Regions from separate parts of the Homo sapiens genome. Here region 2 is linked to region 1. Evidence: chromatin loops called from intact Hi-C (ENCODE). Cell type or tissue: CD14-positive monocyte. All regions are shown on one strand. Each heading gives the region's core, and the rest is flanking DNA. Links, peaks and the distances in the headings are about the cores only. Region 1 overlaps LOC107986163 (a long non-coding RNA gene). Region 2 has its middle 8.8 kb from the start of VPS8.

Evidence for each region. Peaks named below come from ENCODE experiments on the same cell type or tissue, not always from the same donor. Only the 100,000 strongest peaks of a DNase experiment are listed, where the experiment ranks them.
Region 2: a loop joins it to region 1, with 8 times the contacts of the local background. A loop is called at or near these places in 1 of 110 quality-filtered maps.

The regions. Positions count from the first base shown.
Region 1 is chr3:184,736,337-184,750,613 of GRCh38, forward strand. It overlaps LOC107986163 (a long non-coding RNA gene), which reads left to right. Exons shown (of 5, transcript NR_160768.1): 4 at 1,216-1,435; 5 at 2,299-2,609. Among named protein-coding and RNA genes, the nearest start is that of LINC02069, 30 kb to the right of the region's middle. RefSeq lists enhancers at 4,310-4,828, 9,833-10,334. In CD14-positive monocyte, for the core only: CTCF peaks have their summits at 12,523 and 12,729; a DNase peak (open chromatin) is centred at 12,065; H3K27ac peaks cover 1,579 bases.
Region 2 is chr3:184,795,599-184,811,218 of GRCh38, forward strand. No RefSeq gene overlaps it. Among named protein-coding and RNA genes, the nearest start is that of VPS8, 8.8 kb to the right of the region's middle. In CD14-positive monocyte, for the core only: CTCF peaks have their summits at 7,880 (motif pointing left) and 8,084; DNase peaks (open chromatin) are centred at 7,863 and 9,923; H3K4me3 peaks cover 1,516 bases; H3K27ac peaks cover 3,238 bases.

The DNA of each region.
Region 1 (14,277 bases), core at 4,961-12,960:
CAGGTCTCTGCTCACCTGGAACCCATTCTGTTGAGAAGCTCTCCTCTAAGCCTTGACTATAAAAATATTAATAGCTTCTTTTTATTGAGTGATTAAAATGTGCTGGGTGGTGTGTGAGGCATTCTATATACATTGTCTCTGTAGTGACGGGAAGTCATCATCATCCCCATTTTATAGATGAGGACTGAGGCTCAGAGATTCAGCAACTGGCCCAAGGGCGTTACCTCTCTGAACTTCTAATGTGCTTAAAAAGCAATGTCAGTGTCAAGTGATTTACCCTACAACATTCTTTGTTTCCTCTATATATTGGTTTTTTTTTTTTTTTTTTTTTGGAGTTGGAGTCTCACTCTGTCCCCCAGACTGGAGTGCAGTGGCTCAATCTTGGCTCACTGCAACCTCTGCCTCCCGGGTTCAAGCCATTATCCTGCCTCAGCCTCCCGAGTAGCTGGGATAACAGGTGCCTGCTATCACGCCCGGCTAATTTTTGTTTTTTTAGTAGAGACGGGGTTTCACCATGTTGGCCAGGCTGGTTTCAAACTCCTGACCTTGTGATCCACCCCCTTCGGCCTCCCAAAGTGGTGGGATTACAGGCATGAGCCACCGTGCCCAGCCTCCTCTATATGTTCTCATCTTGCAACAAAACAGGGAGCTCTTCATGTCTAATGCATATTTTCATCCCTACTCTGCATCACACACTTAGGTGTTCCATGGTTATTCTCCAGGTCCTTCTGAGAAGCCCACACAGCTCCTTAGGCCCAGCCCTCACCACTTCTGTCCCAGAGGAGTAAAACCCAAATGCCTTCCATAAAGGAGGCCAGACCTTTTATGCAGGGAGGGTGTTTGGGAAGAAGAATGAGCTGCCAGCAGGCTGCCTGGTGACTGTGGCCTTATGGGAATCAGGATGTTTCCAGGTCAAAGGCTGCAGGAGTTCCTGTCTCTTTGCTCCTCCTCAGCAAGGGATCTGCAACATGCTCATTCCACGGTCATGGCCTCGGGGGATCTTTTCCACTTTGGGTATTGAGAAATCTCTATAAAGATGATCCTGTCTTTATGCCCAGCACCTTATGGCAATTCTTGAGAGAGGGAGAGCGTCAGGGAATTGAGAATGGGGTGCAGTTGCCTCACTCCTGCCTCCATTCTGTTGTGTATAATACGGAATGTTAGGGTCATGTGACACTAGAAATTGCCAAGCTGGTCCAATCTCTCCATTTATAGATGGTGAAGCCAAGGCCTGAAGACCTTTCCTGCAAGGTCGCAGAGGAAGAGGCAGAAGAAGGACCAGAACCCAGCTCCCCTGACTCCCTATCCAGTGCTCTTCTCATAGATTACATTGCTTCAGCATCCACCTGGCTATTGCTCCATCCAGGGGTTACAGGAGTCACTGACTGTTTTGGTTGCTTCTTGGTTGGAGGATGTTGTGCCTCACCGATGAGAGGTGGGTATTGGTGGGCAAGGCCACTAAACAGGTCAAAAATTCAATTGTCCCCACATGGCCTTATTGGCCCCTGCAACACTGGGCAAGTTGACAGACGGGTTGTTTGTGATTGCCAGTGCCACGCTCCCTGTATTCCCATTGTCTGGAAATGTGGCAGGAGGGCAGTTGCCTCTATTTTGAAGACTGCAGTTGCTATGGACCCATCAGAGGCACAGACATTCTAGCGAGTAGATCTCTGGGACCGGCTGTTCCTCAGCCTGGCAGGACTGGTAGAGTTAACTGCGAACTGCTCTCCTCCCCATCTTTGCAATTTCTTCCAGAGAGAAGGAGCGAGCACTCTGCCATCTACATATTTTCAGCTGAGTTATATTTTGCATAAAGTAAACTTAGCAAACAGAGAACACAGTGAGAATATATTTGGCTTTGAAGCGTCAGTGCTCTGACAGGCATTTCCTATTAGCTATCTCAGAGCCGACCAGCCCGGCTGGGTTTTGCTTAAGTGGCATAATTCTCCTGCAGTGGAGACAGCTCATTCATTAGTCATTCCAAAAGCCAGATACAAAATATCCTTCTCTAAGCCAACTCCACCAACCAGCTCCCCAGCCCGGGTGGAACAATGAAACTGTGAGGCTTACCAGCCTGGCAAAGGTCAGCCGGAGAGCTACCTGTCTGCGGGCTTTGGAAGATAGCTTTGGCTTCAGCCTTTCATTTCCCTCAGGAACAGGAAGGACGCGTCTTCCTCCTGTTGGCAGAGGCCTTAGGATCCTTACCGAGGGTGGGCTTCTTCCCATTTCACTACAGCGTCACTTGCAACGGCACCAAGCCCTGATTTAACACACTCTGTTTTGTTTGTGTTTTTTTAGCCGGAAGCAAAGGTACCAGTTCTTAGAGGAAGCATAGGAATGTGTCCCTTCCTGCTCGGGTCTCTCAACTGAACTCAACCCTTCCTTGATTGATTGACAAGCATGTTATCTCTCATAATCCCTGCCCGGTAAGGGCTGATGTCCCCATTTTACAGATGAGGATATTGGAGCTCAGAGAAGTGAAATGATTGCTGAAGGTCACACAGCCTGGCTTCAAGCCTCTCGGGCTCCAAAAGGCATCTTCTGTTCTCTCCGTCAGGAAGCCTCTTTTGGATGATTAACTGAGATTAAAAATGAAAAGACACATGAAAGAAAGGTCCTTTTTTTCAACCTGACAAGAACTAAGAATGCCTCTGTATTCCAGGCACCCAGACCAGGGTGGGCTGGAAAGCCAGCCAGAGAGAAAGCAGGAGAAAGAAAGCATGTTCTAACAGGAAGGTTAAAGCACCCTGGGATGTGAGTTGGGGTGGAGAAGTGAAGAGGGCAGTTCTCACAGGGGCAGAGCTTGGTTTGGGGTAGGCTAGGAGCTGGGACCAGAAGAGGGACAGGGAAGGGTTTATTGTGGGTCCACGGCCCAGCTCCACTGCATGGGCCATCTGACAGCGCCTGACCGAGCAGAATGCCAGGGTGTAAAGACCCCACTAATACCCAGTCAATGAGAGGAACGCCAGAGGAGCACCCAGAATGTTCTTGTGCAGAGGCAAAGAGCAGGAGTTTGTGACCACAGCTGGCAGTCCATGTCATCCTCACTGAACGACCTCTTAGCATTCCAGGTGGACAAACATATTCACAGGTGCCCAGACAAATGAGGTCTGCGGGAGAGAGACAGGCTACATCAGAGGTAGACTATGTATTTACATAAAGTAGGAATAAGAGTCTCAGAAGCCTTCCAAAGCAGATGTCTGCTTAAACCTCTTGAGCGGTGCCCTCCTTAGCCTGGAAGGAAGGCCTTGCTCAGGTAGTCTCAACCCGCATCTGTGGTGTGATTTAACACCTTCCCCTTCATTCCACCACACTCTATCTCAAACTATCTGTTGTTCTCAAACACACAGAACACTTTCACTCCACCAGCTCTTCCACATGTGATTATCTTTGCATGTACTTCATCTTTCTCATCTACAGCCCCACCTGGCAAACTCCTACTCAGCCTTCAAAACCCTGCCTAAATGTCACTGAATCTGGAAGCCTTCTTCATCTTCTCAGTACACATTTGTCTGTATTCCTGATCCTTTGTCTATAACTCTGGTAAATCATTGATCCTAGTGCACTGTCAAGAACTTGTCCTATTTTATCTGTAGATTCCCAGAGCCCAATCAAGATCCTCACATGTAGAAAGTAGTAGATCAATTAAATAAAGCAAGCACAGCCAGAATGGCTGGGAATTTGAGAGCATGTGCCCCAGAATGATTGTACCTCAGACCTGGAAGAAAATGTGGAGTTGATCTAAGTAAACCTGATGTTTGAACGCCTCATCTGCATTCACAGCCTGAGGTAATATACATAAACCACCTAATCTAGTAACTGGCAGGTATTAGTCAGTGAATGGTGGCTGATATTTTTGTTTTTGTTGTCATTTCTTCGGGAATCAAAATAGACATAGAAGAATTCGCAGAAAGAGCAACAGATCTGCAGTTGGGGCTGTGGCTCTGCCTCTGAGACTCTCCCTTTATGACTTTGAACAAGTCATTTCACCCTCATGAGGCCTCGATTTCCTCATCAATAGTTTGGGATACAACTAGGTGTCCTGTAATTGGTGCCTTTCAGCTCTAATCAAAACAAAAACAAGACCCAAGCAAACATCATCACTGACAGATCTGAGGGAATCCAGCTCAGATCTTCCTGGTGTCATCTCTGATCAGAAATCAGGGAACCAACCCTGACCTTAATGGCCCTTCTAGGGGTGTGCTCTTCCCCTGGGCAGAGCCAATCCCCAGGGAAGCAGAAACTCCTACTTGCCAAACTCCTGGCCAGTCACACCCGCTTTGCCATCCTGGAGAAGGAGGGACTGTTGTGGAGCTTGTGGCAAAATCCCTCTTCCTCCCCCAAACACAGCTATGATTAGCTGTGTCCTCACCACGAAACTGCAGGGGTGTGTGCGGGTGAGTCATAGCTGTTCAAATCACATTTATAGAGAGCTCGCATGGCAGGGGGCTTGGTGGCTGTCAGAGGCACCCCAGTTCCCTTTCTCTACCCCCAACAATTGCTGAGATTTTAGGACCCAGGCATTTGGGTTACAGAGTTTCAGAATCATCTGCTGATGCCACCGGCTTCTTATGCCAGGCCCCAGCCACCCAGAGCGGCTCCCCTGGAGGAGGAGGGGGCTTGGTCCTCATCCCATTGCCCATCCCATCCCACCTGGGAGAGCTGTCCCAGGGTCAGCCCCAGGCCTGAATTGTCACTGTCTCTCACCACCCTCTCCCTGGGGCCTGCCATTCCCAGGACCACTCCGAAGGAATCAGGTACTCTCTCCAGGTGCGAACCCCACAACCTCCAGGAGCCCCAGCTCCTGCCACTCCATGCCCTAGGCTCACTCGTAGCTGTTGGCACAGGTGTCCCAGCCTCTCTGAGCTGTGCACTGTGGTCTCAAATGCCCCCTCCCACTCCCTTTCCACCCAGCCATGGGGACCCTGACAGCTCCCATCGGGAGCTGAGAAAGAAGCAGAGGCCTCTTTGGTGGAGGAATCCCGGCAGGCCGGCAAGTCCCAACAGGCCGATGTTGGGCTGCTGCAGGCAGACAGTGAGTCACCTGGGTCCCCGCTGCTTACAGGACAGAGCCAGAATAATGACAATAATAATAGAGGTCCACGGTGCTGTTATTAACGCCCACCTTTCCTCCCAGGACCATGTCTCCTTTATCCATCTGACAGCCCTTGGGGCAGGGAGGGGCCGAGGGCCCAAGAGATTTTGTTGCCCTGTCTTAAATAGGGGGGAAACTGAGGCTAAAGTTGTTTCCCACTGAACTGCTAGTCCTGAGAATAGGACTCTGCCTCCTAATGTCCCCGATGCCAGGAAAGTTCTGCAGCCCCACAGTTAGTGGTCTCCTCACTGACAAAGCTCTAGGCTCAGGGAGCAAAGAGCCCACATTTCTGGATTTCTCACACTCTGTCCTCTAACCCTTACTTACAACAACAGCTCTAGGGACTAGTTATGATTATTATCCTCATTTGATGGATGAGGAACTTGAAGTTCAGAGAGGCTAGGTAAATTCCCAAGGTCATGCAGCAAAGGAGAAGCAGACCCAAGACGTGAAGCCAGGTTGGTTTGACTGTGCTCTCTCACTCAGGGTCCTGTAATCCAGGATCTAGAGTTTCCAAGTGTGGCTTCCTAGGCCTTTTGGGCCTGCTCTTCTTCCATTGCCTTCCCCACCTGGGCTCCCTCTATCTCAAGATTAGGGTTCCTCCCAGGGCCCCCTGGAGGCCAGCTTTCATTTTCATCTTGAGCAGCCGTGGAAAATTAAGGACTCAACCACTTTAATTTTGGGGTCTTAGTAATTATCTGACACCACCCACTCAACTCTACCCACTAGTTATTACAATAATAACAATAATAATTTAGAGAAGCGATGGCAATGATCACAGCGTTTACAGAATCCGGGACTGGGCGGAGATAGATATAGCCTCACACTTCCTTTTTCTATCAGTGTGGTACTAGTTTTGGGAGTAAGGACTGTTGGAGTCTAGTCAGTTCTGGCAAGGATGCCATATATCACATGACTGAATGTGCCCCTAAATGCCTGTGTACCTTCATTTCCCCCTCTGTAAAATGTGGGAAAAAGTCTTGCAAGACGATGTGCTTTCAGCTTCCTGAAATAAAGTCATGATAAGCAACCTTTTCTTTTTCGCCACCCTATAGTCACTATTTACAATGACCCAGGAGTCTGATGCCTAAATGATACATTATCTTCATGCTCCAGTCTCCCACTGTCTGACTGCCCGGCTCTTCTTTGACGAGAGATCTCACCGATTGCGGCCCTTGGCCTTAGGAAGGGTGATGGGCTGGGCTGGAGGCCTGGGCTGAGCTCTTGGGTGCAGGGGGAGCCTCAGCTTTTCCAGCCCTCATCCTCAACGGCTGCCTCTGCCAAGGCCCTGGAGCTACAGAAAGCAAGACCAGTGCCTGAGTGCAATAAATGCTTTTATTAGTCCTTTTATTAATGACGGTTGGTATTTGTTGAGAAGCTGGGACAATAGTTATTCCAGTAAGAGGATATTAAGCTCCCTCAAACAGGCCCTGTATATCTAACAGGCTCTGGCCCCCAGCCTCCCCTGACGCAGCTCTGTTACACTGCAGCACACCCCTGGCCTCCCAGCAACTCCAAGAAGGGAGAGGAGGGATGGGGGAGGTAGGGATAATCTGGTGTCATTAAACACACAGGCCTTTGTGGAGGTTACCGTACACCAACAGCAGGAAGCTTTTTCTTCCTTCTGAGAGCATAGGGAGCCTATGTGATTTTGTTTTTTTTTTGTTTGTTTTGGTTTTTTTGTTTTTTGCTACCCCTGTGCTCCTGGCTATTTTACCTCCAGAGCTGCTGGTGATAAGTTGGTAAAGGAGGACCTCCTTAAACCATTTGTTAAACCATTTGAGACTGTTCCTAGTACTTGTTTTAAGCTATTTTACATGATTTTTAATGTAATAAACACATTTATAATACTATGTGGTGGCAATGTTCTGAGTGCTTTTCAAATACTAATTTATTTAATACTCATAACGTCTCAATGAAGTAGGCACTATACTTATCCTTATTTTATAAATGAGGAAATGAGGCCCAGAGAGGTTAAGTGACTTGCCCAAGGTCACACAGCTGATAAGTAACAGAGTTAAGGTCTAGAGACGCAGTTGTCTCTAGAGTCTATGCTTTTTATCCGAAATTTCAAAACTGAGTCTGAAAAGAACTGGGAAATATTGCCTAAATTCACAAGCTTTATTGCTTTACCAAAAGGAATTAGATATTCTCATGTAGGGGATGGTATAATAAATTATAATAGAGTTCCCCCAGAATCAGAGCATCTCTGAGATGAAAGCGTCCTTGAAGGTCATCAGATCTAATCCTCTGACGAATACAAGAATACTCTCTGCAGCATCCCTGATACGTGATCCTTCAGCTTTTGGCTGAATATCTCTAGTGTCAGGGAGCTCATTACCTAATCCAGCAGACCATCCCAACTTCGGGCTGTTCTCACTGTTAGAAAAGAAAGCTCTTGGCCGGGCGCAGTGGCTCAAGCCTGTAATCCCAGCACTTTGGGAGGCCGAGGTGGGCTGATCACGAGGTCAAGAGATCGAGACCATCCTGGCCAACATGGTGAAACCCTGTCTCTACTAAAAATACAAAAATTAGCTGGGCATGGTGGCGTGCTGTCTGTAGTCCCAGCTACTCAGGAGGCTGAGACAGGAGAATTGCTTGAACCTGGGAGGCAGAGGTTGCAGTGAGCCAAGATCATGCCACTGCACTCCAGCCTGGTGACAGAGCGAGACTCTGTCAAAAAGCAAGCAAGCAAGCAAGCAAGCAAGAAAGAAAGAAAGAAAGAAAGAAAGAGAAAGAAAGCTCTTTTCTTTCTCCAGCTGGACTGAAATTTAGCTCCCTTTAACTTAAATGGACCAGCTTTGTCTTCCAGAATTGGGTGGGCAGCAGGGCAGGGGAAGCCTTATCCCTTTTGTATAGGGCAGTCCATAAAGTGCTGAAAAATAATTTTTTTTTTTTCAGACGGAGTCTCTCTCTGTCACCCAAGCTGGAGTACAGTGGTGTGATCTTGGCTTACTGCAACCTCTGCCTCCCGGGTCCAAGTGTTTCTCCTGCCTCAGCCTCCCGAGTAGCTGGGACTACAGGTGCTCACCACCACGCCCAGCTAATTTTTGTATTTTTAGTAGAGACGGAGTTTCACCATGTTGGCCAGGCTGGTCTGGAACTCCTGACCTCAAGTGATCCACCTGCCTCAGCCTCCCAGAGTGTTGGGATTATAGGCATGAGCAACTGTGACTGGCCTGAAAAATAGCTTTCATGTCTCCCTTAAATCTTTTTTTCTCTTCTGGCTTAAACTTCCTTAGTTCTTTCATGGCCATGGTCTTCATTTGTTTTTTTAATTTCCAGATTCTCAGATTCTCCATCTCCCTGTTTCCACCTCTCTCTGAAGCACCAGAGCTCATCAGTGTTCATTTTAAAGCGATGTAGGGGCCGGGTGCGGTGGCTCACGCCTGTAATCCTAGCACTTTGGGAGGCCAAGGCAGGTGGATTGCCTGAGTTCAGGAGTTCAAGAACAGCCTGGGCAACACAGTGAAACCCCGTCTCTAATAAAATACAAAAAATTAGCCGGGCGTGGCGGTGTGCGCCTGTAGTCCCAGCTACTCGGGAGGCTGAGGCAGGAGAATTGCTTGAACCCGGGAGGCGGAGGTTGCACTGAGCTGAGATCGTGCCACTGCACTCCACCCTGGGCGACAGAGCGAGACTCTGTCTCCAAAAAATAAAAAAATAGAGTGATATAGGAATGAAACACGGCACATCAGGTGTGGTCCTGCAATGCTGAGTGCAGGATCATCACCTCCCTTATCTCCCTTGTTCATATTCTACATTTCCAATGATGCAGCCTAAACTTGCCTTAGGTTTTTTGACTCTTGACTCACAATGAGTTTGCAATCAATGTGTAGCACTTTTAGCTTCTTTTTCCAAATTCTGAATTTGTACAGCTGTGCTGGGTTTTTTTGTTTGTTTTTTAAGCCCAAGGGTGGGACTTCACATTTACTGCTGATAAATTTCATCTTGTTAAATTCAGTTCCTTGTTGTAACCTATCAAGGCGGACATGGAACCTTATTCTGTTACCCTATTTTATGATTTCCTACTTGATTTTGTATCATCTGAAATTTTGATAAATATGCCACCTGTGTTCCCATTCAGGTAGTCACTAATTGTTTTTAAAGCTGGATAGGAAAATTTTCCGAGGTTGGGTTTATGGAGGAAGATGAGGCCAAGCGAGAGTGACTCTGAAGGAAAGATTTCTGTTTGGATGGATCTGAGTGACGACGAGCGCTGTGCACCTCTGGGGGTGTGAGCGGCTGGGTAACCAGGTAAAGTCTCCCATGGCATCATGCCTGCGTCAGAGCCTGTGACCCATGACGAGGCCGGAAGGCAAATACTGATAGCGCCCAGTTCATAGAGCTGATTGTTTCCTATATCCTCTGCTGACAAGTGTTGAGGGTGTGAAATAGAGGATATCATAAAATAGAAGCAAGGCCCATTGTGAGGCGACAAACAGGACTTTCAGATCAGAAAAAGCCAGGTGCTTGCTGTCAGCATCAAGACCTCCAGAAGTAAAAAAGAAGACATTCTTGGAGCAAAAGTAGAATGGACAAAAAAAGTGCTTTAGCACACTGCTTGGAGTTTGAAAACATTTTTCTCCACTTAAACAACCCTTCTGTCATTCCTTAGAGGTCATACCTGAAAGCCAAAGAATCAGGCTGAGGCCACATCATTGGGGTTGACAGCAGGGGTTCTCAGTTTATCCCCAGGGGTACTGGAAATGAATTGAATGTTGCAATCTTGCTACCGCGGGGCCTGTAAAGCACTCAGCCCACTCCCCACCCCGAGCACCCAGGGAGAATATTTTTAGCTGTCTTTGTAATACCCACGCAAATTGTTCTCCTCCTTGTCCACTTCAACCCAGTCTCTTATTTTCTAGTTCCCACCCCTTCTTCACGCCACCTCCCCATTCCACCCCCCAGGCCAGGAGTCTGGAATGCTATGGTGTTCCAGGCCCCTGAGTCAGGTGCAGCTGCAGGGACCAAGGTAGGTTTTGGCACCTGGGGAGAGGGGCAATTCTTGATGGCTGAGACTAATGGGATTTCCAAGACAGTCATGAAGCAGAGATAGAACCAGTGCCCAAGTCTAGGTAGGACAAGCCAGGAAGGATGTACTGGAGAGCGCCTGGGGCCAAGAGGGAGCCCGTATCTGGGGCAGAACAGAGCCATGGACACTGAACGGATGAGCAGGCAGTGCCTTGTGCGCAGCTCTTCTGGCCACAGGCAGGGCATGCGTCTAGGGCATAAGGGCCAGGCCAGGGGAGAATGTCCTCAGCTGTATGACTCCCTGGCTCCACACTCTGGCCTTGATGCAACTTCAGATTCTCCTACTCCAGTAATGCACTGGAACCTGCTTTGTCGATTTGCTGAACTCGATGCACACACCTACTCTCAACTCAGTAGGTTCTTCCCTCCCTTCAAAGGGCCTGTGATCATGGTAAGAGACATTCCTGCCACCTACCTTAGCCCATTGGTGCCCCACTAGGGGGACCACCTCACCCGGCCTCCCTGCTTGGCTGGGGCAGGGGCTGCTGGACACTTAACTCGGCATCAGGCACCATGCCCATTGAGACCTGAGCTCAGACAAACAGAAGGAGGCCAGCCTCCAAAGGATGGAAACCACTTATCTGCACAGAGCCAACATTTCCATTAATTTAGTACACTGAGACCTTTTTTCAGTGAAGTATTTAAAAAGAAGATGAGGCCGGGTGCGGTGGTTCATGCCTGTAATCCCAGCCCTTTGGGAAGCTGAGGCGGTTGGATCACCTGAGGTCAGGAGTTCAAGATCAGCCTGGCCAACATGGTGAAACCCCGTCTCTACTAAAAATATAAAAATTAGCTGGGCGTGGCTGTGCATGCTTATAATCCCAGCTACTCTAGAGGCTGAGGCAGGAGAATTGCTTGAACCTGGGAGGCGGAGGTTGCAGTGAGGGGAGATTGCGCCACTACACTCCAGCCTAGGTGGCAGAGTGACACTTGGTCTCAAAAAAAAGAGAAAGTGAATAGAATCTGTTTTTTGGCTGTGTACGTTAAGGAGGCACACAAGCAAACTCCTAAGGTTTGTCTGATTGAATATTTCACTTTACAGTGTATCTTCAGGTCACACCAATCCAGTCTCTGGCAGACCACTGGTGTTACAAGGCCATAGGCCTTATTTTAAATTATTATTATTTTCTATTATTAAGCAAATTCTTATTTAATAATAGAAGCAAATAAGTGGTCTGATTCTTTCAGGCCTAGGCTTGTGAGCCTGTGTTAATTTGCATGGTTGAGTTATTCATGCTGTATTACAATCTAGTCTATCAATTTCTTTTTTTTTTTTTTCAAGACAAAGTTTTGCTCTTGTCGCCCAGGCTGGAGTGCAATGGCACGATCTCGGCTCACTGTAACTCTGCCTCCCAGGTTCAAGTGATTCTTCTGCCTCAGCCTCCCGAGTAGCTGGGACTATAGGCACGTGCCACCACTCCCGGCTAATTTTGTATTTTTAGTAGAGATGGGGTTTCACCATGTTGGCCAGGTTGGTCTCAAACTTCTGACCTCAGGTGATCCACCCGCCTCAGCCTCTCAAAGTGCTGGGATTACAGGCTTGAGCCACCATGGCTGATCTAGTCTATCAATTTCCTACACATTTTCCCCTCCAGATTGTCATTAATACAGAGTAAATTAAAACTCTAAACCCGGGGGTGGGGAAAGGGGGTTAGAATGGGATTTGAGAACTGAAGGATGATCTCTCTACATCTTGCCCCAGTGTCCTGGACCCCAAGAATAGAAGAAAGCAGACATTGCCGCTCACCACTCACTGTTCTCAACTCTAGAAGGAGAGGAAAATGGGAAGATAGCACAGATAAACACACCAACTCCACCCAAATGACTCAAGTGAAGGCGCGTCTCAGAGTCTTGTGTTTTTCTGAAACTCAAGGCCTGCACAAGGAGGAGAGCTGTCCAGCTGCCTGTGCTCGAATGGGAACTTCATAAATCTCCAGAAAGCCCCTGACCCCTTCTCTTTTCACTCTGGCTCTATTTCCTTCTTTGCTGAGGTCCCCATTTGTCAAAGCAGAAGGGAATTACATCAGTCAGTTTTGAATCAGTCAAAACAGAAGTAAGTGGACAGCCTTCTTTGGAAAGGAAGAAACAGTGGTGGGATTTTTTTTCTAACCACCCTCGACTTATTAGGCAGCACAAAGCATGCTAGAGAAGGGTAGCCAGGAGTGTAAAGTACATGAAGCGGCAGCAATATGAACACTGGATGGAAAAGGGGCTGGGTAGGAAAGCAAGGGCTGGGACTCAGCCTCATGGTTCTCCCTCTCCCCCTGCAGGTGAGAAGAGACAAGTTGAGAGTCAGAAACAGCAGCTTAGGGATGCGCAGGTGTGAATATGTGTGGCTGCTGGGGTGCACATGCACACACTGATGCAAGTAGTAAGTACTGTGTGAGCAAAATTGGCTTCAACAGAAAGGAGTCCAGGGTAAGAAAGAAAAGGTGGATGAAGTAGAACCAGAAAATACGCTGGGGCCAGGAGCAGTGGCTCATGCCTGTAGTCCCAGCACTTTGGCAGGCTGAGGCGGGAGGACAGCTTGAGCCCAGGAGTTTAAGACCAGCCTGGGCAACAAAATGAGATCCCTATCTCTACAAAAAATAAAAAAATTAGCTGGACATGGTAGCATGTGCCTGTGTTCCCTGCTATTTGGGAGGCTGAGGCAGGAGGATTGCTTGAATCCAGGAGATTGAGGCTGCAGTGAGCTGTGTGATCATGCCACTACACTCCAGCCTGGGCAACACAGAGAGACCCTGTCTCAAAAAAAAAAAAAAGAAAAGAAAAAGAAAAAGGAAAGAAAGAGAGAGAGAGAGAGAGAAAGGAATAAAGAAAAAGGAAGAGAGAAAGAAAGAAAAAATAAGGAGAGGGAGAGAAAGAAAGAAGAAGGAGGGCAGAAAGGAAAAAGAAGGAAAGAGAAAGAAGGAAAGAAAGAAGGAAAGAAAAGAAAGAAAGAAGAAAGGAAGAAAAGAAAAAGAGAAAGAAGGAAAAAGAAAAAGAAAGAAAAAAGACAGAAAGAAAAAGATATTCTGGGCAGTAATAATGATAATGATAACAATAACCATTAAGGAAAATAATTGATGAACATATGCTGCATCCATTCATTCTATATATACAGCATGTTCTAGATGCTGAGGAAATGGCAGGAAATAAAGTGTCTGCCTTCGTGGAGCTTATGTTCAGGTGTAATATATGTCAGGCATGTTACACACATTATTGCATTTATGGACCATATGAAGTGATTTCTATTATCCCCATCCTTAAAATGGTGAAACCGAGGCACAAAGAATATTCAATAACTTGGTTGAGTCTCACAGACACAACCGAGTAGCGGAGCCAAGATTTGACCCAAGTCTGCCGGACCCCAGAGCCCTTGCCTCTGACCCCTCTAGCGGGACACATCACCCCTCGCTGGCAGGAGCACACGGATGGTGCCTGTTCGGGCGTTCAAAGGGACAGACACTCTACCAAGACCACAGAGGTGTCCTAGAGCAGGGGGCATGTCGCAGAGGACCAAGACGTCCCACTTTCTCTGTGATTCGAGCATGTGGGCCAACTCCTGTAACAGAGGGGTTCTGCATCTCTCTCATCTTTCTCTCATTCTTCTCTCTGTATTTTTTTCATGTCCTGAGCTAAAGCCCCACTTGTCCTGCCTTAGTTATTAGAACTTGTTAGAAAGACCATTCTCCCTCCTGGAACCTCCGTCTATCCGTCTGTTAAAAAGCAGGATTGGATTAGTTGGTGTCTGAAATCTCTTCTGGCTCTAGAATTCTGTTATTATGGGGAAAATTCCATTTTGGTATTTCCTCCCCTCCCCTGACCAGGTGCCTCTTCTGGAGAGAATCCTCAGCTCAGCGGATGTTCCGAAAGAGGTGAATGCCCAGGGGAGCCTTTCCCACACTGGTTCTAAGGATTCCCTTGCAAGGATCCTCTGATTTTCTATGGGACCTTTCCTTTTGGGAAACAAGAGTCCTTGAGAGCCTGCAGCTCCAGAGAGAAGCAAGCCTGGGCTTGGCCTCTGGATGCAGAGGAGGGGCTGAAGTTGGGGGAGAGGCTGCTGCCGGTCAGGATGGAGCTAGTCCAGGCGCTTGCCTGTCCTCTTGGACGTACAGAGCTGGGGCAGTCCCAGAATAGTTCTAGAAAAAATGAGCCTGGGAGAAGTG
Region 2 (15,620 bases), core at 3,685-11,684, 58 kb after region 1:
TGGCTGTTTGCAGCCTCTCTGCTCCTCCCTCCCTTCTCTGCTCTGCTGCTCCCTCCCTCCCCCTCCCCCTCACTGTCTCCAGCCCTGCAATCCATCACAGCTCTGTGTCCCTGCCCTCTGTGACCGCGTCTCTCTGCACCACTACTTTTGCATTTTGATGTTAAAACAATATTTTACCCAATATATGACAGCACTTGGAGCCTTTGCAAAGGCCTTTCACATCTGTTATTTCATTTGATCCTCACCAGGTTGCTGTCAGGTAGGCAGGGAAGGTATTATTAGTGAGGGTGGTAGTCAAAATATTTAACAGCCCATATATGATGGGCTCAACCATCAGAGTGGATGCAGGTCTAGTGCTGGAGAGGGCCCTGGAGGCATCTTCTCTTAGTTATTGGAGCAAGGTCTGGGGGAGGGGGCACTGGCGTGGGGACCTGGAAGTCTGGGGCAGTCCAGTGTGGGTGGGGGCAGACATGAAGGATTCAGGGAAGTGGCTTTTTGCCAAGCAGTCTGGAAGCATTTCTGTTTTTTCCTTTTCTTTTTATTTCTTTTTCTTTCCTTTTTTTTTTTTTTTTTTTTTTTGAGACAGAGTTTCGCTCTTATTGCCCAGGCTGGAGTGCAATGGCGCAATATCTCAGCTCACCACAACCTCCGCCTCCCGAATTCAAGCAGTTTTCCTGCCTCAGCTTCCCAAGTAGCTGGGATTACAGTCATGCACCACAACGCCTGGTTAATTTTGTATTTTTAGCAGAGACAGGGTTTTCCCATGTTGGTCTGTCTGGTCTTGAACTCCCGACCTCCGGTGATCTGCCTGCCTCAGCCTCCCAAAGTGCTGGGATTACAGGCATGAACCACTGCGCCCAGCCTCTGTTCTTTTTGTTTTTTGTTTTGTTGTTTGTTTTTTAGCAGGATTGAACTGTACTAGTGCTTACCATGGTCTGTAATTATCTGTCCAATTGTGGTAATGTGGGAACCGAGGTCCAGAGAGGTGAGTAACTTGCCCAGGGTGCAGGATGAAAAGAGGGCCGGCGGTGAGGTCGCTGGACTCCTCAAGCAGAGGTTTTTCTGCCGCCCCAGAGTGCAGGCAGATGCAAGGGCTTTCTTTGTCACCTCCTTCTTCCTGACAGAACAGCAGCCTTGGACAATGGCGAACAGCACTCTTGAAATCTGATCCCGGACCTCACACTTCTCTCCACACTTCTGTCACCATGTCTTCTTATCTTCTCACTGTCTCCTCTGTCTCACCCTCATGTGTCAAGACTCTGCCCCTGAATTCCCTCGCTTGACTGTCTCCTTGATTTCTCCATGGACTCCCACACCATCTGCTAGTTAGTACCTTGCTGGGAGCAATTTCCAGAAACTCCCTGAGGCCCTGATTCTGCTCCTGAGCTGCCCATTGGATATCTCTCAGATGTCCTGCTAGCTACCTCAAGTCAACATGTCCCAAAGGGACCTCACCACCTTTTCCTCCCAAACCAGTCCTCCCCTGTGACCTTGCTATGCCTGTAAGTGGTACCACCGTTCTTAATCCTCCTGGACCACACGGACCACCCGCTGGCACAGTGCCCATAATGGCCATCCACCTGCTGTGGCCTAATGCTTTGGAGACCCCAGTGAAGATCAGTTCTGAAGTTGAGACTGAGGCTGGGTCTGGCTTCCTGCAGCCCTTGTCCTACCCTGAGATCATGACCCCATCTTCCTTTGCACTGGTGTGTTCATTTTTTTGTAAATATAATGCTATTTTTATTGAAATAATTCATATGTACTACTTAAAACCAAATAGTCCTACTAAGTATATAATGAAAAAACAGATTGCTCCCTGTGTCATTTCTTTTTACTTGTGATTACTACTCCTTAGAGGTAATTGCAACATTTTTTGCTGTTTCTTCAGGTATTTACCTCCATTTTTCAAATGCGGTAAATGGTAATCTTAGATTTTTTCATTCTGGACATTATCTATTGATTTTTAATAAAGATGCTGTCAATATCCCATCTGTATGCCTTAGACTAAGCTTGTCCAACCTTCAGCCATAGGCAACATGTGGCTCAGGACGGCTTTGAATGTAGCCCAACATAAATTTGTAAACTTTCTTAAAACGTTGAGTTTTTGTGTGATTTATTTATTTATTTATTTATTTTTGATGGAGTCTCTTGCTTTGTCGCCCAGGCTGGAGTGCAGTGGCACGATCTCAGCTCACTGCAAGCTCCGCCTCCCAGGTTCACGCCATTCTTCTGTCTCAGCCTCCTGAGTTGCTGGGACTACAGGCGCCCACCACCACGCTTGGCTAATTTTTTTTTTTTTTTGTATTTTTAGTAGAGACGGGGTTTCACCGTGTAAGCTAGGATGGTCTGGATCTCCTGACTTCGTGATCCGCCCTCCTTGGCCTCCCAAAGTGCTGGGATTACAGGCATGAGCCACCACGCCTGGCCTTTTTTTTTTTTTCCTCACCATCTATTGTTAGTGTTAGTGTATTTTATGTGTGGCCCAAGACAATTATTCTTCTTCCAATGTGGCCCAGAGAAGCCAAAAGTTTGGACATCCCTGCCTTAGACATTTCTAAGCAGCATTCTTCCTTACTTCTAACTGCCGGGGGCTGCATCTCTGTATCTGAAAGCTTCTGGGGTCTGCCCTCACAGACTAGACATACCTAGAAATTAATATGCCATCTCCCCCAATCCCAGCAGTCCTCAACTAATGGCTGTCAGGAGCTGGAGTATAAATACCTCAGCTCCCTCCCCCATGGGTGCGATAATTCCAAAGCATGTGTTTTGCCCCATTTCCCAGAGTTTTCCCAGTAAGATTAAGCTCCAATCGCCCACAGCTGTGCCTGGCTTAATCACACATTCTTTATTGGCTGTTTTCCCTTCCCTACATCACTTTCCCAACTCCCTGTGCAAGCTGTCCCCTGCATTTCCCAAATAAACTACTTAAGTCTCAGAGTCTGCTTCTGGGGAAACCCAAACTAAGATAACTTCCTTATAGGAAGATGAGGATTTACCTTCCTGCCAACTTCTTTCCCTGAACACATTCTCTTAATATCATTGTAGCATGGTTTTTAGTTAAATCAACATTCAGTATATACATTATTATGACTATGTAAATATTGCTTGCAACCGAGCAACATAAACTAGGATTATATTTTTTAAAAAAGCATTTCCCTTTAGAGTTAATAATACCTTCTTTCTTTTCTTTGCTTAGTTTTCTATGTACTTATCACTAATTTGTCCCCAACTCTCTTATAGAGTAGAACTCTATATAGTAAAATAAATCATGTTATCTCTATGTTCTATTATTTCCTTGGAAACCACTCCTGAAGCCTGGAGTTTTCCTGCTCCAATGTGGACTGGTTGCTTTCCTGGTTTGCTACGCAACTATTATCCTGGGGCTCCCTTCATTATCATTCTAGAAAGTTCTTTTCCCTCTCTCTCCTATATGAATTCCCCTATTGTCTGTGTCCCATGTCTTCTTTCATGATTTACTTTCTCTTCACGTCTTTTATGAGAATGGGTACATCAGAGACAAATTATTTGAAATCTGGAATGTCTGCAAATAACTTTGTTCGTGTTTTATTGACAATTTGACTTGCTAGAGAATTCTAGAAAAAAAATTGTCTCCCAGAATTTGGTGGAAATTTGTCTACTGTCTTCTAGCTTCTTCTTTTTTTTAAATAATTTTTAAAATGATTTAAAAATTTTTAAATGATTTATTTGGTAATTATTCCCCAGACTTTTCTCAGTTCCTCCTTCTGGAGCTCCTGCTTTTATTTGTTTCTATTTTACTTTACATAGTAATTTATTTCAAAAGTATATTTAATACTTACACATGTATTATTTTATTAGCTACTTTGTAATATGATTATACATTTTTGCATTTGAAATGCTTTATATATTTAATTCTGCAATTTTTTAATTTTATGAATTCTGTTTTTTACAATGTTATTGAGGTATATTTGAGTTTTATAAAATTTCCCCATTTTGAGTGTACAATTTAATGGCTTCACTGGGCGCAGTGGCACCTGCCTATAATCTTAGCTACTCACGAGGCTGAAGTGGGAAGACTGCTTGAATCCAGGGGTTTGAGACCAGCCTGGGCAATATATGAAGACTCCACCTTAAAAAAAAAAAAAGACTTTTAAATTCACCAAGTTCTACAACCATCACCACAAACAAATTTTAGAATGTTTCCATCACCCCAGTAAGATCCCTCATGCCCATTCCAGCATTTTTTCCCAGTGTATTCTGAACCCCAATCATTTGTAGGTGACCTAGTTTTTCCTCTCTACAAGGTTCTGCTCTTTATTTCTGATATGTTACAATGATGTGCCTTAATGTGATTTTTTTTTACTATCCTGGAAAATTTTCAAAGAATTTATTTGGTAATTATTCCCCAAACTTTTCTCAGTTTCTTCCTACGGGAATTCCTGTTATTCTGGCATTGAGCCTTCTGGAGTAATTGTTTGATGCTTTAATCTTTTTCTTTTATTAATTCTTTTTGTCTTTATTTGCCTTATTTTTAGGAGATTTTCTAGTTTTTTGTCTTCTAAACCTATACAATATTAAAACTTTAGCAATCTTGATTTCCAAGAGCCCATTCTTATTCTCTGAAGGTTTTTTTTCCATAGCCCCTGATATTGTTTCCTGGGTTCAATGGTTTTCTAGCCCTCTAAGGATATTAAATATGCCGTTTAAAATTGCAGTGAATTCTCTGAATTGTCTCTGCTTCGCCTGAGTTTTCCTCCCTCCCTGCCTCCCTCCCTTCGTCCCTCCTTCTTTCCTTCTTCTCCCTTCTCCACCTCTTCTTCCCCCTTTTTCTTCTACTGGGTTTTGCTTTAGATCCTCTCTTCCTTTCCTCACCATCCGTTCATATTGAAGAGTGAGGCACTGAAAAGCTCATTGAAATCTCTGTGTGTTGGGGCAGGGCTGGTTTAGTGGCAGGCCGCACCTTAAGGTTATCAGGTAGGAAGCTAATGTTTTACTGGGGATTCCCCAACCAAGGTCAACCAATGCCATTATCAACAGGTCTTTCTCTTGAGCCAGTCAGTTTACCCAGCAGGACCTTCCCCAGCCTCTTTCCTCTAGAATGTAAGCCAGGCTTCCAGAATTCTGGGCTCCCCCGCTTTCCCTTCCCATCAGAAGGAGTGGGTGATCACATTGCTCAAGAATGAGACTTCTGCCTGACCAACATGGTGGAACTCCCTCTCTACTAAAAATACAAAAAAATTTAGTTAGCATGGTGGCACGTGCCTGTAATCCTAGCTACTCAGGAGGCTGAGGCAGGAGAATCATTTGAACCTGGGAGGCAGAGGTTGCAGTGAGCCGAGATCACACCACTGCACTCCAGCCTGGGTGACACAGCAAGACTCCATCTCAAAAAAAAAAAAAAAAAAAAAAAAGAATGAGACTTTCACTTGATCATCCTGCTTTCTCTATGCTGCCTTACCTCTTCATCTTCCATGCCTGGTGCCTTCCCCAGATCCAGAATCTCTCCTTCAGCCTCTCCAGAGATTAAGCCTGTGTTTTGCAGGGTGGGATGAACAAAGCTGTTTGCCAGGGCTGGAGAGGAGAAGCTGACTTTCAGCTCATCCTTATGTTTGCAGCCCACTCCATCCCATTAACTTCACAGTTACCCATACCTCCATTTTCTAAACTCTTCCGTTCTTATTTTTTGTTGTTTTTCATGTCAAATTGGCTTCCTTTTTGAAAGCATCTCTGCCCCTTGCCTGCCCTGCAGCCAGCTTTTTTTTATCTGCTAAGTCAGTTAATACTCATCCAATGGGATCTTTCTTCCAAAATTCTTTGACATCATCCATCAGCTGTTGTCTTTTCTCTTGTTCTGATAGTTCTTGTGGGTTTAGACTTTACTACTTTACTGTCATTGTAGGAACAGAGTCAAACACATGGGCTAAATGTGCCAAGTCTAACCAGAAATTCTCTCCCTGTCCCTGCTGCCACACTCTTCAGCCTGACTCACGTTTCCAGCCTGGAATGCTTACTACTCCCCAGACAAACCCAGCTCTTCTTGGCCTCCTTACCTTTGCTGATAACGTTTCTGGAATGTACTCCTTGTCTCCTTTCCATCAAGACTCATCTTAGGGATCATACCCATGAAACCTCCTCCAATTTACCGCTGCTAGAGAAACATCTTGTCCTTTCTAAAGCTCATGTCATGTGCATGTTTCACCTCTCCTGAGGCACCTATGGTATGAACATCCATCGCTCTGCTATACAAGTTCTTTGAGGGAAGGGACAACAGCTTACCGTCTTTGAATCCTCTTCAGCCAGCAGTTGATCTACCTATCTATCTATTATAACAAGAACCATAAAAATTAAATGTCTGCCATAATGTGTACAGGCATTTTAACCACAATGGTCTCTAACACCTACAGTAATTCTACAAGGTAGGGTATTAGATTTAATTTTTAGATGGACACTCTAAGAGGTTAAACGACTTCACCAAGGTCCCATAGCCAGCCAAAGGCAGGATCTGAATTGAAGCACTGGTTTCTTTGTCTCTAAAGTCTATGTTTTTTATCCCAGCTGCTTTGTTTCAGTTATCTTTTTAATTTTAACATTTTATTGCTACCTTTTTATTTTTAACTTGGGTACTTAACATTTTTCTTTCACCTGTATATTACTCCTGCCACTCTGAAAGTGCAGGTGCAGTGTGGTTATTTTGCTCATTCCAAACTCCTGTGCCTAAAGCAAGAACCCTCAGCTTGGCCCTGTGGATCCATATCTGTCATTTATCAGGCATAATTGACATATTGGGTCAAGCAATTAGTAACAAATATGGTTAAGGGCATGGGCTCTGAAGAGAGGTTCAAATCCTGGCTTCTCCACTTACTAACTATGAGTGTGGGCAAGTTACGACCTCTCTATGCTTCAGTTTCCTCTTCTGTAGAATGGGCTTAGTAACGCCTGCAGTATATACGACAAAAGGTAATGGCGAGAATTAAATACATGTAAACTACTTAGAAGAGTGTATGGCACTTTATAAGCACTAATTGATGTTACCTATTGTAGTCACATATTTTGTCTCATTTAACTTACATTTTATACCAACCCTATGGAGTAAAAATTATTATCCTAACTTTGCAGGTGAGGAAGCTGATATGCAGATGCAAATTGAGATCTTCCTGACTCTAAAAGCATTTTCTTTCTTTTCTTTGTTTCTTTTTTCTTTTTTTTTTTTGAGACGGAGTCTCACTCTGTCGCTCAGGCTTGAGTGCAGTGGCCTGATCTCAGCTCACTGCAACCTCTGCCTCCTGGGTTCAAGCGATTCTCCTGCCTCTGCCTCCCGAGTAGCTGGAGTTACAGGCGTGCACCACCATGCCTGGCTTGTATTTTAGTAGAGACGGGGTTTCACCATGTTGGCCAGGCTGGTTGTGAACTCCTGACCTCAAGCGATCTGCCCGCCTCCGTCTCCCAAAATGCTGAGATTACAGGCGTGAGCCACCGCGCCCGGCCTAAAAGCATTTTCTTAACCACTGTGCTATACAGCCAGAGAGACAGATGATACTTGTGGACATCCTGCAGGCTGTTAAATGTTGGCGAGCCTACGAACAAGAAGACACTGGTCTGGACACTGGTCTCCAGTGCAACTCCAGAGAGGATGTGAGGGTATCATTACTGGGTAGGGATGTGCCACCCCAGGCTGGGAGTCAGGAAACCTGAGCTCTAGGCCTCCCTGTTGTGTGGACCCCCACTCTCTGTACCCTCCACTACCACCCCCAGGCCTCATTTCTCTCATCTTAGAGATGAAGGGTAGCACTGGCCTCCTGGGGCTCCTTGTAAAGGCTCCCAGCAAAACCAGGTATCTGCTGAATGCCAGCACCATCTGGTGGCCATGGGCCATAACCCAAGCCCATTGCTCCCCACTGCCACTTGGTGGCCACTAATGCCACCTTAGGTTTGCCAGGCATTTCACATTAAAAAAAGAATCATTGACATGATCACATGCTATCTTTTCAGCAACTTGAAGAGATATGTAGGATTTGGTACTATCTTTTCCTGACAGGAAGCTGGGGCCCAAAGAAATTGGGTAAATGGCATGGAGTCACATGGCAAGCTCACTGGCTGTCACAGCCGGGTTTAAAAGGCTCCGAAATTTTTTTTTGTTTGAGACAGAGTCTCGCTCTGTCACCCAGGCTGGAGTGCAGTGGCACGATCTCGGCTCACTGCAACCTCCGCCTCCCGAGTTCAAGTGATTCTCCTGCCTCAGCCTCCTGAGTAGCTGGGATTACAGGCATGTACCATCACGCCTGGCTAATTTTTGTATTTATAGTAGAGATGGGGTTTCACCATGTTGGCCAGGCTGGTCTCAAACTCCTGACCTTGTGATCTGCCCACCTTGGCCTCCCAAAGTGCTGGGATTACAGGCGTGAGCCACCACGCCCGGCCAAGGCTCTGAGATATTAAAGCTACCTATGAAATAGACTTTGCAGGCATATCGAGAATATACCAAGTGCAAGATGCATTACACAGGTCATTTAATTTAGTCTGAGCATACAACCGAGACTCAGTGAGGTTTAATTTACTCAGCATATAGGGTGTGACAGAGGCAGGATTTGAACCCCAGATTCTATGACTCTAACCAGCCCTATTTTTCTCCTCCTCAATGTCTGGGGCTGGCCCTGAAGCATACAGAACAATTAAGGCTTCTACCCTCCAGAATTCTGCAGTTCTTTAGGATTGAATCCATAAATTTTAGCTAGGCTGATAGCTATCCAGAATATAGACTTCATTTTCCTGCCTTCCTTGCAGCTAGAAATGGACCAATGGTAAGTAAGCAGGACTGGTGTATGCAGTTTCAGAAATTAAAGGGAGTGGGCACACCCTTCTTTGCCAGCAGCTTCTAAAACAACTCCCAGTGACCCTACTTCCTGGAAGTCATGCCCTTGTGTAGTTGCCTCCCCTGGAGTATGGGCTGGAGCTTGTACTTCTAACAGATAGAGGGTAGCATAAAACAATGGAAAGTAACTTCTTTTTAAAATTATTTGTTTATTTATTAGAGACAGGGCTTTGCTCTGTCACCCAGGCCGGGGTGCAGTGGCACCATCATAGCTCACTGTAACCTCAAACTCCTGGGCTCAAGCTATCCTCTCACCTCAGTCCCCAGAGTAGCTAGTACTACAGGCATGTATTACCATGCTTGTCTAATTTTCTTATCTTTTGTAGAGATAGGGTCTTGCTGTATTGCCCAGCCTGGTCTTGAACTCCTGGCTTCAAGTGATTCTTCCACCTCAGCCTCCCAAAGTGCGAGGATTACAGGTGTGAGCCACCATGACCAGCCAGAAGTCACTTCTAAGATCAACTTACAAAAGACTGTGGCTTCCATCTCCCTGACATTCTTGCTGGCTCTTCTTGCTTGCTCACTTGGATGAAGCAAGCTACCATGCTGTGAGCTGTGTTATGGAGAAGCCCATGTGACAAGGAACTGAGGGCCCTCTGACCAACAACCAGTGAGGAACTGAGACCCTCAGTCCAACAGCCTGTGGCAAACAGAATCCTGCCAATAATCATGTTAGTGATCTTGGAAGAAAATCCTTCCCAATTTGAGCCTGGAGATTTCTACAGCTTGGGCCAACACCTTGGTTGCAGACTTGTGAGAGACCCAAACCAGAGGACCCAGTCAAGCCATGCCCAGAGTCCTGACTTATAGAAACTATAAGATAATGCATGCTATTGATTCATGCCTCTAATTTGTTGGGTAGTTACACAGCAATAGATAACTAATATACCTTCTTTCTTCCTTTCTTCTTCCTTGCTAATTGGAAAATGGATGTGATAGTTGGAACAGACATCTTGGACAATAAAACAGACTTGAGGATTGAGGCCCTACATGGAGGAACAATGAGATAATAGAAGTCTGGGCCCTGACACCGTGATGATTTTGAAATGTCTTTCTTTCTCAGCTGACTTCAACCCTTCCTCTTTTTGTGTTACCCTTTTATGTAAACAAGGCTATGTCCAAGCAAAGTGGCGAAATAGGTCAAATTTGCCTCTGATATCCTAGTTGTTTCTGCATCTTCTTTACTCTTTCCTTGACATTTTCCTTGTCTAATGCTCAGTCCTCTTCAGTCCTTGTCTAATGCCCAGTCCTGCCTAGGATCCCCTTTAAAGCCCAGATCCTAGCCCTGGACATTTCTCTCCACCCTCTTCTTGCTATTGAGTTCTGGCAGAATGCCCAGTTCTAAGTTCAAAAGGCTGATAAGTGATGTGATTATTTGCTGCAGGAGTACAGGAGCAGTGGCAGGGGTGGGGCTGGAAGACAAAATAAGCAGATTTCAAATGATAACATTTCTGGAATTGTGAAATTATTAGAAAGAGAAATTTTTTTTTCTAAGGCTGAAAGAAAGAGGGATGAGGGAAGGCATTAGAATGAATGAGTGAATGAAAAGTGAAAGCCAGCCTGCTGTTGAGAATACAAAACGGTAGAGAATATAGATACTATTCCTTTTACGACTTTGGGAAGCAATTTATGATTCCTGAGTCCCTCTTTTTTTGTTGCTATTCTAGTAATGTTTGGATATAAAACATGATACTTGCTATAGGTCAGGAGAATTTGGCCTTTTGAGCTTCCATAATTTATTTCTATCATGGATCTTGTAAATGTTGTGTTTTTTAGTGTTGTCTTCCTGGCTAGGGATCAGGTACTGGCTTTCATTCATATTTGTGTTCCTGGCAACAAGCACTGTGCCTGGCACATAATAGGTACTCAGTCAATGCTGGAGTATGCTGTAAGGGAGATCTTTATTCCTCGATCCTGACTTTGGAAGCATTCTCAGGTTCATGCATGTGACACCTCCTTCACACACAAATATAGGCTGTCATTGCAGAATTTGTTCATTTATGTCACACAAATTTATGGAGCTCCTACTCTGTGCCAGGTACTATTCTAGATGCAAGGAGTACAACCATAAACGAACTAGACAAAAGTCTCTGCTCTCATAGTGCTTATGTACTGGTGGGGAAGACAGAAACTTAACAGATAAATAAGTACACATATGGTATGTTGGATGATGACAAGTACTATAGAAAAAAATAAAGCATAGGAGAGTGGTGACAGAATGTGGGGAGGATGAGAGTGGCTAGGGAAGACTTCCCGGAGGTGACTGTGGCAGGAGCCAGCTATACTCCCTAGAATTCTGTGCTCCTCTACACTCCCTGGCCTCTGTCGTAATAAAGCAGGGCTGGGTGGCTGGTGCTGGCCAATGGACTGTGAGCCGAAGGGGCGCATGTCACTTTCAGGCCAAGGCAATTCAGAGTCAGTGGGCTTTCTGCACCCCTCTCTTCTGCCTCAGAGCATTTAGAGGCCATGTGTTTAGAAAACAGTGTCACCAGATGGAAAGAAACTGGGTTCCCGAGAACTGAGTGGAGAAGAGAACTGCTCCTCATCTTCCTTGTATTTATTGCCCTGACTAATGCAGTGACATTTGAGCAAAGCCCTGAAGAAGGTGAGTGAGTGAGCCAAGTGGTTATCTTGAGAGAGGAACACCCCAGGCAGAGGGAACATGAGAGTGACAGCTGGACTAGGTTGAATCACTTACAGAGAACCAATTTTATGCCTCTCCAGCCTGCTTGGACATTTTGACTCAATGAAGTTTGCATATGTATACATGCAAACACAAAACTAAAGACTCCTGATTTTTAGATTAAAAACCCTGTACACCAGGTTTTGGTTTTGGCTTTTAAAATCATTATTATTTTCATTATTATTTATTATTTTTTTGAGACAGAGTCTCGCTCTGTTACCCAGGCTGGAGTGCAGTAGCACGATCTCGACTCACTTCAACCTCCGCCTCCCAGGTTCAAGCGATTCTCCTGCCTCAGCCTCCTGAGTAGCTGGGATTGCAGGTGCCACCACGCCGGGCTAATTTTTGTATTTTTAGTAGAGACGGGCTTTCGCCATGTTGGCCAGGCTGGTCTCAAACTCCTGACCTCAGGTGATCCATCCTCCTTGGCCTACCAAAGTTCTGGGATTACAGGCGTGAGCCACCTCATCCGGCCAAATTATTTTAATAAGCTTGATTCTTTAGAGTGATTTTAGGTTCACAGCAAAATTGAGAGGAAGGTACAGAGACTTCTCATACACTGCCTGCCCCAGGCACAGATGGTCTCCTCCACCAGAGTGCTACATTAGTTACAGCTGATGGACCTGCACTGACACATCATTACATCATTATCATCCACATCTACAGTTTACCTTAGGGTTCATTCTCGGTGTTGTACATTTTGTGGCTTTGGACAAATTTATGATGTTTCCACTATTATAGCATCATACAGAATCATTTCACTGCCCTAAAAGTTCTCTGTGCTCCAACAAGTTCCCTTTTTAAAAAAGGAAAAGAGGCCAGTTTATTTTGTGATTGTGAGCAAAAAAGAAATGACAAAGGCATCCATCTCCTATTCTCTGCCTTTTGCTCTCAGGAACAGACATTTTTTTCCTTCAGAAGAGATGTGGCTTATTCTAGATGCAGGGGTAATAGTGATGTCTGGGTCGAGGTCTGCATCCTTCACTCTTGGGGAGAGCTGGAGGCAATAGAGCCGGTGTAAGGACACCATCCAACTGTGGCAGCCCTCAGTGGCGCCCTCTTCTAGCTCCTGTGCACCCCGCAGGCCAGCCCTCACTGCTTCCCAAGGCTCTGAGAGCTCACATGCAACCTTTTTTCTCATTGGCTTAATTTCTCTTAAGACCACTTCACAAAAGCTCCATTGTAATCACTATCTGCTCAACTGCTTTCTCTTACTTACAAGTTTAGTAAACACAAACATTCTTCTGTCTAGGTCTTACTGACCTGTAGAAAGTTAACTGATGAATGGTACATTTTAAGTCAAAACATACTCTCTGAACCCCAAACATAGTAGAGCTTTTGGTACTCTTTCCAAAAAGAAGAAAATCATTACACTATTCTATATGGAAAAATTCCAATATATAAGCTGATGCAAATTTTGCCTTGCAAAAAAATCTCAATACCTGTGTTTAGATAAGTACAAATGAAACTTTAAGAAATTCCAGTATCACTGTTTCTCAAACTTGGATATCGTTCAGATCCTTTGTAAGGGGAAAAGATTCTCACAGATATCTAGAGTTAGCTTATAATTTTTTATAATGTTGCATACATATATGTGTATGTATATATGCAAACACAAAACTAAGAGCTCCTGATTTTTATAGATTTTATGCATCTATAAAACTAAAAAAATAAATTGAATACAAACAAAACTACCAAATGAGGAAATGCAAATCTACAATTTTGATTTAATATAAGGAATGATATTTTGCTGGAGCCAATATTCACATGAATATTGTAATACTGTGTGATGACTCAATTCTCCCACTACCCTTTGTTAGTGCAGCACACCACAATATAATTTGCCTATAACTTGGTGTGACCACATCATTTATTTTAAACATCATTCTCTGTTTTTTTTTCCTCACAAGTCTGTAACAATTCACTCAGTACTATTTGCAATCACAAATCCAGCAGTGAAACTGCATTCCCAGAATAATTATAAAGGGCTGATAAATTTATATAGATATTCCACTCCAATAGTAATCCCATACAGGTTAAAATGAGAGACCATTTCATCTATCATATTGGCAAATCTTTTTTTTTTTAAGATAAAATAAATGCCAGTGGGGGTGCGTGTGATGGGCACCACTGAGAGCTTCTGGTGAGAATGAAAACTGGCCTGACATTTCTGGAAGGCAGTTTGACCACGGGTATTCACAGACTTAAGAGTTTTCAAAGCCTTTGAATCAGTAATTCCACTTATAGGTTGCTAGCCTAAGGAAGGAAATAATTTTAAAATGTGGGCAAAGATAATGTGTAAGGATATTCATGGCAATGTTCTTGTTAGCAGTAAAAAATAGGAACTCCTGTATATGTCCAAAAATAGTGGAATAATGAAATACATGAAACTATATCATTAATAATTATGTAGCCATGACAAATAATATTTGTGAACAATTTTAGTGATGGTGGATAGTGCTCAAGATATAATAGTGAAAAAAAGAGGATGGATTATTAACTATATATCCTATAAATATATAGAATACACAACTAAATATTCTATGCAGTTCTATTATGTCACAAATGTAAATATACAAAGAAAAAGATCCAACGGATAAGCCAAAACTATAAGTGCCTTTTTCTGGGATGTGGGTAATTTCTGCTTTATTTTAAAATATTTCCTGAATTTTCCAAGTTTTCTACAATAAGCACACATTTTTTTTTATTATTATTAAGGCAAACAGCCCTGGAAAGGATAGCATTTGAGATTACTTCCTGCTGTGAACAGAGGTACATAAAAGGGCTGTTACTTTGGAGAGGTCTCAGAGTCAGTCTGGACCATCCTAAAATATTCTTTATTATAAGTTGAAATCTGCCTCTCTGCAACGTCCATACACAGGTCGTAGGCTTGCTTTCTTTCTACAGCTATTCAGAATAAGTCTATGAGTGTTGCAGAGATATTTCAAAAGGGTCAGTTTTTTAAAGTAATGGCAAAAACCGCAATTACTTGTGTACCAACCTAATAGCTACCTTTCCACTGCTCACCCCTATGACCCTGCTCTCCCCTACTTCTGCTAATTTCTTTTCCTCTGGATACTTTCAAAAGTTCTCTGTCACACAGGCTTTCTGGTCTCACCAGCTTGCTTATCCTTCTGTAGACAGTCTCTAGTTTAATAGCTTTACTAGAAAAATGTGATATTCAGAACCAAAGGCCGGTTTCCAGCCTTCTAAAGCACAGCTATCATCTTGCCACTCCTCTGCTCGAGTTCCTCTGGAGACTCTCACCAGAAGAGCAGAACACCCCAGCTTAGCGTGCAATGTCTTCCTGGATCTGGTCCTAGCCTTTCCAGCCTCATAGCCCACCACATCTCTAATACACACTACACCAGTGTCTTCAAACTATGGGTTGCTCTGCATCACTGAGTACTGAAATGAATTCAGTAACCAGCACTTAAAAAAAGAGAATAGAATAGAAAATACCAAGTTGCATTGTACACTCTAAGGGCAATTACTGTTTCAGCATATCTATCTATCTATCTATCTATCTATCTATCTATCTATAATGCACACTCACACATATGCGCATACTGTGTGTGTTTTTATACTAGGCCATGGCTGAAATGTATCTTTTTTTTTTTTTGAGACGGAGTCTCACTCTGTTACCCAGGCTGGAGTGCAATGGCACAATCTTGGCTCACTGCTGCAACCTCTGCCTCCTGGGTTCAAGCAATTCTCCTGCCTCAGCCTCCCGAGTAGCTGGGACCACAGGTGCATGCCACCACACCTGGCTAATTTTTGTATTTTTAGTAGAGACAGGGTTTCTCCATGTTGGTCAGGCTGGTCTTGAACTCCTGACCACCTGCCTCAGCCTCCCAAAGTGCTGGGATTGCAGGCATGAGTCACCGCACCTGGCCTGAAATGTATTTCTTACTGTGAGGGATGATTAAAAGAAGGTTGAAAGCCACTGGCCACACCACGGCTACATCAGGCCAATAACTAGTTCCCAAACTTGCTTTGTACTGCCTTTGATCCCACCCTTCCCTCAGCTAGGCATTCTCCCTGCTCTCTGCTACTGAAATCCTTCAAGGCCCTGACAAGATACCACAT